Regions from separate parts of the Homo sapiens genome. Here region 1 is linked to region 2. Evidence: chromatin contacts called from ENCODE Hi-C or POLR2A ChIA-PET data. All regions are on one chromosome and are shown on one strand. Each heading gives the region's core, a stretch centred on a gene start or an enhancer-like site at or near the end of the contact. The rest is flanking DNA. Distances are from core to core; before and after follow the strand shown. Region 1 holds the start of SAP130 (Sin3A associated protein 130). Region 2 holds the start of SFT2D3 (SFT2 domain containing 3).

What was found. Hi-C counts contacts between places; a loop is a spot of excess contacts on that map. ChIA-PET counts read pairs that join two places held with the same protein, here RNA polymerase II (POLR2A). Pooled maps may share reads with other maps.
Region 1: a map of CD8-positive, alpha-beta T cell shows a loop between it and region 2 (14-fold over the local background). The contact joins the promoter of SAP130 here to the promoter of SFT2D3 in region 2. A Hi-C loop is called at or near these places in 15 of 168 maps with a recorded cell type or tissue (B cell, CD4-positive, alpha-beta T cell, CD4-positive, alpha-beta memory T cell and 9 more), 32 of 37 single-sample maps with no recorded cell type and 27 of 50 pooled maps. POLR2A ChIA-PET finds 5 or more read pairs at or near these places in 8 of 52 experiments (CD4-positive, alpha-beta T cell, CD4-positive, alpha-beta memory T cell, OCI-LY7 and 4 more).

The regions. Positions count from the first base shown.
Region 1 is chr2:128,025,483-128,029,329 of GRCh38, forward strand. It overlaps SAP130 (Sin3A associated protein 130), which reads right to left and starts at 2,577. Exons shown (of 21, transcript NM_001330301.2): 1 at 2,458-2,577; 2 at 699-816. The coding sequence starts at 810. RefSeq lists silencers at 1,555-1,844, 1,905-2,244, 2,345-2,864, 3,115-3,264.
Region 2 is chr2:127,700,122-127,703,611 of GRCh38, forward strand. SFT2D3 (SFT2 domain containing 3) reads left to right here and starts at 1,376. Exons shown (of 1, transcript NM_032740.4): 1 at 1,376-3,490. The coding sequence starts at 1,408. The coding sequence ends at 2,055. WDR33 (WD repeat domain 33) reads right to left here. Exons shown (of 22, transcript NM_018383.5): 22 at 906-3,490. RefSeq lists enhancers at 1-1,097, 92-613, 325-694, 614-1,135 and a silencer at 1,455-2,134.

The DNA of each region.
Region 1 (3,847 bases), core at 1,327-3,826, 330 kb after region 2:
ATGTGAATTCAACCAACTTTGGATGTTAAATATTCAGGGGGGGAAAAAAACCCTGCTTGCATCTGTACTAAGCACATACAGACTTTTTTCTCTTGTCATTATTCCCTTAGCAATACAGTATAACAACTATTTACATACCATTTACATTGTAGGAGGTATTACAAGTAATCTAGAGATGATTTAAAATATACTGGAGGATAGGTATAGGTAATATGCAAACACTATACCATTTTACATCAGAAAGTGGAGCATCATGGATTTTGGTATCTAAGGTGGGTCCTGGAAACAATCCCCCACAGACACCATAGGGAAACCGCATATCCTTTGTTTTCCACTTCTTTTCCTAGATAATAAACCCCTAAAAGACAAGATCTGTTCCTTAAACACCTCTGGGCTCCCTCACAGCACTAATGCTATACTCCTGGACATTAATTAAACAAGAATATATTAATGCATTTCAAAAACAGTTCTTACAGGCACGCTTTGCTATAAGTTGCATGTGTACTCTATGTGAATGAAGTGGTTAAAACAGGAAGGAAAAAAAGCCTTGTTTAAATTAGAATAGTAATATACCCTTTCTTCAAATTCAAGAAACAAGAATTTACTAAAATCCTAGAAGAATCTGCTAATTTTTAAGTTAGAAAACTGGTAATATTCTTAAAGTAGGAAAAAATATATTAGAATATTACATATCTCACCTGTAGCAGCTGGGTTTATCAATCCAGCAGAACCACTGTTTGCAATCTGAGAAGGGGCCTGGCTCAGCCCGGTAGAAGGGGCTCCTAACCGAGGAAACTGTTGAGAACTCATTTCCACCTGTAGTACATACAGTTATATGGTTATTACTAGATTCTGAGATCTGAATCAATACTGAGAAATTAAAGCATCTTTAGTACCTATGAGATAGTCCCTTGGAAAAGCAAATGCTGCATCATTTATTTAAAAACAATAACTTGGGATCAATATAAATGCAGACATTATCTAAACTACCTAAGTTTTCTACAAATATTGTTTATACGGAGCTGGCGGGTACTATGACCCTCCATAAATACTTGTGGATTGCTATGCTAAAAAAATCACCATTGAATCCTGTACAAGAGTCACATGACAGGTATTACCACAATGCATGTGTATTTCTCTGTGTAAAGTTTTATGGAAAATGGCATGTCTCTTTGAAACACTCAAATCTCACACCAAGGTGAACAGAACTGTGATTAGTATGTCATAGGAACATTCGGAGGAAGATATCCAGCCCTAAGAAAAGATCCGATATCTTACATCCAGACCCGATGCAAAAGGAATTCTCCAATGCTTTTCGGCAAAGGCCTCCATTTACGGATTTCCTTTTCCTTCTCTTCCACAGATCCCCTCACAGAGCCAGAGGACCCTACACCTTCTCCATCTTCCCTAAAATCGCCCCCCACTTTTCCCTCAGGAGCCAAGCGATCTCCCGATTCGCCCGCAACCCCACCCCACCGCGAAGCCCCCGCTGAGACCGGAGGACGCCGGTTTCCAGACACCTCGGAGTGTGAGACCCCCGTCTCCGGGGTGGGGGTGCGGACGGGCGATCTGGGGACCCGACCACAAGACGAGCACTGTGCCTCTTTACCTGTAGCCGCCGCCCGCCGCCCGCACCGCCCGCTTCTATCTCGCCGGCCTGGGGGTGCCGCGGAGGGCCCATCTCGGCGGCGGCGATGTGCTCGGCGGGCGCGGGGAGGGATCGCGGCGGCGGCGCCCGGGGCCCGCTGCTGTCCAGCCCCGCTGGCCCCACTCACCCCCGCCACCCGGCCGCCGCTGTGCTCGCAGTCCTCTTCCCCCGAACCTGCCCCTGCCTCCCCCGCCCGCCCATTGGCCCCACGCCCGACGCGTCAGTGGAGGCCCAGGACCAATCCACAGCGACCTGCACGTTCAGAGCCCGCCCCACCCTCCCGCCGACTGCCAGCCAATCAGGCGCGAGCCTGGCCGGGGCAGCCCAAACCCCTCGAGGCTGAGCCAATGGCAGAGGAAGACAGGCGCCCCCGGCGAAGGGGGCGGGGAGCGGGGAGGCCCCGCCTCAGCCAGGGTCTGAAAGCGGCGGGCGCAGGGCCCGGATGTGGAGAGTCACTTTAAACTGCTCCAGGAGCCAAACTCCCTGGGCCGGCCGCCCGCCCGCCCGCCCGCCCGCGCTCCCCCGGCCGCTCTGCTTCCCCGCCAAGGCCCACGTCCGCCACGCCCCCACGCCCGGGTCAGCCCACCCCTCCCGGTGCCTCTCCCTTCCTCGCCACAGGACACCCAGCCCCTGTCGCCGGCCCAACCGCCGTGACCAGCTCGCGAAAGAGCCGCGGTCCGAGCCGCAGGAGACGAGGATCCTCTGCCCTTCCCCGGGGACGCGCAACGGGACGGACGCTGCAGCCCGGCTCAGCCGCCCCGCCCCCTCGTCTCCTCCCCTTCCCTCCCGGGCGCCCGTCCCGCCATTACCTGGGTGCTGCGCCCAGTGGCCGCCGCGCCGCCTTGAGCTCGCTCCCGCGCGCTCTCCGTCTGTGGGGCCGACGTCCCCAGGCTCCGGACCCGCAGCCACCGCCGGGGAGCTAGCACTCTGCCCCCCACCCCTCACTCCAGCGCCGCTGCTTCCGCCGCCGTAACGAGCCTCCCGTCTATTGGCTGGCGCAGGCCCCGCCCCCTGCCGAGTCAGCCAGTCGCCGGTGGTCGTGAGCGGGAGAGCGGACGGGCCCGCCCCTCTGAGCCGCGGCGTCCTGTGGGAAATGTAGTCGCCGGAGTCAGGAGGGCGGGCCGCGAAGGAGGTGGAGAGCGCCGGGGCGGGGCCGCAGGCGACCCGGCCAGGGCAACACACCCCTTTGCTGTCTGAAGTCGGTTCTGCCTTTTCTCTTGGCTAAGTGAGAAGACAGTGGATCCCACCCTATGCCTTAACCTGAGGGCACTGGGTTTCATTTTCCCCGCGGGGAGGCGCGGCGCGGGAAAGGGTAATGGAGGCCAACTGCGGCGGCCAAGGGATCCGCGGGCCGGGCCAGTGTCGTGACGGTGCCCGCCTCCCTATGCCGCGAGTGGGACTCGGTGTCCCCACCGGGAACCGCGGTCGGCACAGCCTACGCGCGGCGGGAGCCGCCAGGCGCAGCGCGGGCGCGGCTCTGTGAAAGCAGGCCGGCAGGGCGCAGGGCTCTGGGCGGCCGGGGCGCACCTGCGCGCGCTTTCCGGATTATAAAGGAGCTGAAGGGGGCAGTTTTATTTTGTCATTTTGCTTGGGGTTCAGGGTTGGAGTTTATGCACCTGTAGAAGACTTAGCCATATCTTTTGAGGCCACATTTGTGTCTGATAAGAGATTAAGTCTCCCTCTTCCCTTACCAGATGGTAATTTAGGCCTGGAGTTTTGTGATTAGTTAGGAAATAAATGGGGCTCAAACCCCCCTCTTCCTATCATGCACAGCTGTGTAAGACAACTGCTTGGTTAGAAGAGAGTAGCTCCTGGCTATAGCCCAGGGATGAGTCTCAGATACTCCTCCTCTTCAAGCCACTTTCCTTTTCCACCTTCATGCCTTCATTCTCAAACTTCTAAAGAGTGACTCCTGTGATAGACTTCAGCCTCCTCTCTGCCTAGGCAGTCCTTATCCCTTTTGGAGTTGCCACTCTTCTCAGACTGCTCCCCAAAAGTTGCCAACACCTACTCAACTTCAAACCCATCGGTCCTCACTTAGATCTCATCTTGTTTAGCTTACTGACCAGTAGTAATTCCTCCTCATGTCTTCCCTTGGCCTCTAGAACCAGGCTGTCTCCTGCTTCTACTCCTATGTCAAGCTCCATTATACCTCCTCTTTCTCATAAATACAGCATTCTTCAGGGCTCCAACACGCTA
Region 2 (3,490 bases), core at 126-2,625:
ATATATATATATATATATTTTTTTTTTATAGTAACTTCCATACTGTTTTCCACAGCGGATATAGCATTTTACATTCCCACCAACGGTGCACAAGGCTTCTAGTTTCTCCACATCCTTGACAGCACTTGTAACTTTCTGGTGTGTTTTTGTTTTTTTGTTTTGATTGTAGCCATCCTAATGGTTTAGCCCATGCTAAGTGATCAGGCTGGTCACTATTATTATCAAGTGAGATAACAAATCAGAATATATTTTGAAAAAGAATTGCATCTGCCAGGATCCAACCAAGAAAACAGAAAGCATTAAAAGGAACTTAATGGGGGAGATTAGTTACACACAGGGGATGGAAAGGCTGAGAAGCCAAACAGCAGGAAGCCGTTAACCTTACATCCACCTAGGGCAGAGGACAAAGGACACAGGGCCACCCAGGGGAAGCCAAGGTGGTGAGGGGAGCTGTGGAGGCAGCTGGAAGAATCTGGAGGAATCTGACCTGTGAGAGGAACCACAAGCAAACACCCTCTAGGAGGCTCTGAGAAACAGCAGGGCACGTGGGTGCGGCCTGGGAACAGATCAGGATTGACCTGCGTGCGAGCCAGCTTGTCACAGTGATGTGACGATGAGTCAGGACACCTGGGCGTGGCGCTGTCCAGAGCACGAGAGTGACACCAAACACATGGGACAGCAGCACCGAGTCTTGGACAAGGGGCGCGAAGGAGTCAAGGATGTTGCCAGGCCTGTGGCCGAAACTGAGAACAGAATAGAGAAGCAGGTTGAGGGTGCTGGGTGTCAACCCTTCCTTTATCAACCCCATGGTAAATGATCAGGATGGTCACTATTACTACAAGTGAGGTAACTAATCAGAACGCAACTTTCCCCAAAAAACCCACCTGAGTTACACAGGTCTGAACTTTTTTAAAAATTAAATTTTTATTTTGAGATCACTGTTTGTGTTCAGTTGTAAGAAACAAGAGAGATTCTGTGTACCCTTTACCCATTCCTCCATGTTGCAAAACTAGCACAATATCACCGCCACGGTAGACGCAGTGAGGCCATAAGACATTTCCGTCAGCAAAAGGGTCACTTCTTGTGCCCCTTTAGAACCACACCCACCCCTGCCTTCCAACTATTAATGCTGGCAGGACTTAGCCAGACCGCAAGGGCGCCTACTCCGAACAAGGAAGAGGGTCAGGCGCTGGGAGGGCGACTGCAAGCGGACAGGCAGCACCTGCGACCACGGTACTTGGGGACACCACAAAAGTCCGCAGAGCAGGCACCGCGGCACTTCCGCGAGCGCCGCAGGCCCTGCCCCTTTCGCCGTCGCCGACCAATTGCCGCCCGAAGACCGAACCGCTTCAGCGGAGGGCCGGAAGTGAGCCGCAGCTTTTCCTTTCTGCCACCGCCTTGTCCAAGATGGCGGACCTCCACCGCCAGCTGCAGGAGTACCTGGCGCAGGGGAAAGCTGGCGGCCCGGCGGCCGCGGAGCCGCTGCTCGCCGCGGAGAAGGCGGAGGAGCCCGGGGACCGGCCGGCGGAGGAGTGGCTGGGCCGCGCGGGCTTGCGCTGGACGTGGGCGCGGAGCCCTGCGGAGTCGGCAGCGGCCGGCCTGACGTGCCTCCCGAGCGTGACGCGCGGGCAGCGGCTGGCGGCGGGCGGCGGGTGCCTGCTGCTGGCTGCACTGTGTTTCGGCCTAGCCGCGCTCTACGCACCGGTGTTGCTGCTGCGCGCGCGCAAGTTCGCGCTGCTCTGGTCACTGGGCTCGGCGCTGGCGTTGGCGGGAAGCGCGCTGCTGCGGGGCGGCGCGGCGTGCGGACGCCTGCTGCGCTGCGAAGAAGCGCCGTCCCGGCCCGCGCTGCTCTACATGGCAGCGCTGGGCGCCACGCTGTTCGCCGCGCTGGGCCTTCGCAGCACGCTGCTCACGGTGCTGGGCGCGGGCGCGCAGGTGGCCGCGCTGCTGGCCGCGCTGGTTGGGCTGCTGCCCTGGGGCGGCGGCACCGCGCTGCGCCTCGCACTGGGTCGCCTGGGCCGCGGCGCCGGCCTCGCCAAGGTGCTGCCCGTGTGAGGACCTCGCGCCCTCGCCGCTGGGGAAGTACGCGGAGCCAGCGCCGTCGGAGACCGCGCCGGCCGAGCTGAGGACTGCACGCCGCTGTGCGGAAGCCCGTGGCGAAGGCCCTGCCCTAACAGCCTGCGAGTCTAATCCGGGAGCGGCTGCTGCCAGCGGAGGCGACAGCAGCGTTGGGAGCTCCTCGATGTCAGCTTTTTGTGCTGGACTTGGCACACGCTCTGAAAACTGAGATTTTGTCATTGAACTGGTGACAGGATGTGAGACGGTTATTAGAAGTTGCTTTCGAAGTAACTGTGGTCTTAGGTTCGGCTGAGTAAAGAAAAAGGATTTTTCTTCGAGTTAGCTGCTCTTGTGATTTTTCTCAGGCTGTTTTGTCATTTTAAAATCCAGTGGTAGATGTAGCTTAGCGACGGTAGTTTTTTGTTTTGGCTATACTAAGACTTGGAAATTATTCTCTCCAGTGTCAGCGAATCCAGAAGGGTATCAGATTAAACACCGAATTCAGCCACTGGACTTTTAAAAGTACTTAAGATGGTTTATCTCGGGTTTTTTCTTCAGTTAACAAAATCATAAATATGGTGCCTTATAACATGAAAGGAAAATTAGTTGTGTATTTCACGACGAAAGCGACGGACCAAAAGAAATTTCCTGCCCCAAGAAGCATGGGATCCAGGAAGGGGCGCGTAGATGCTTAACGGTCTCTTCGGAAATCCTGCAAATAGAAAGATAATTCTAGATCCGGAATACCTGTATCTGGTGGAAACCATGGATTTCTACAAGCTCGAATTATTCCTCATTGTATAGCCTGCTTTGTAAACTAGTTTACAATTTGCAGGCTGATCTTAAGATTTTTTTATATCTAATTGCTGCTGCCTTCATTTTAGGTTCAGCAGTTACTTTTAACTACCTTAATTTATTGCCAGAAGGTATGAGCCTAACATTCTGATGAGTCCAGAAAACTACGTTTTGTCAGTAGCAATACACTAGGAAGTAAAATATATTTAGAATTTAAACATTGTGTGCCAGTGGTCCTCGCGCTTGACTGCACATCAGTTACTTGAAGAGCCACACCTCAGATCAATGCAGTCAGAACCTGGGAAGTAGGTCCCAGACATCAGGACCTTTTTAAAGCTCCCCAAGTGATTCTACGTTCCCCAAGTTTGAGGACCACTTTTCTGTGCATTGGCTTGCACAATTTGAAAGTAATGCTTTTCCTGAGCTGGATCCCAGTGTTGCCTTAACAGGGTGTCTGTCGTGCCGCAGTAGAGCACTGCTGCTTCCTCCAACCCCAAAATTTATGTTCCTAAGTAAGTCAGGTCCCTAAGCCCCGTCCCAAGAAGTGACACAAGTGGCCAACATCCACACTGTAGGCTTGCAGGCTACCCGCCCTGAGATTTGGTAAAGAACACTGCCTTGTTCCCCATCAGTAAAC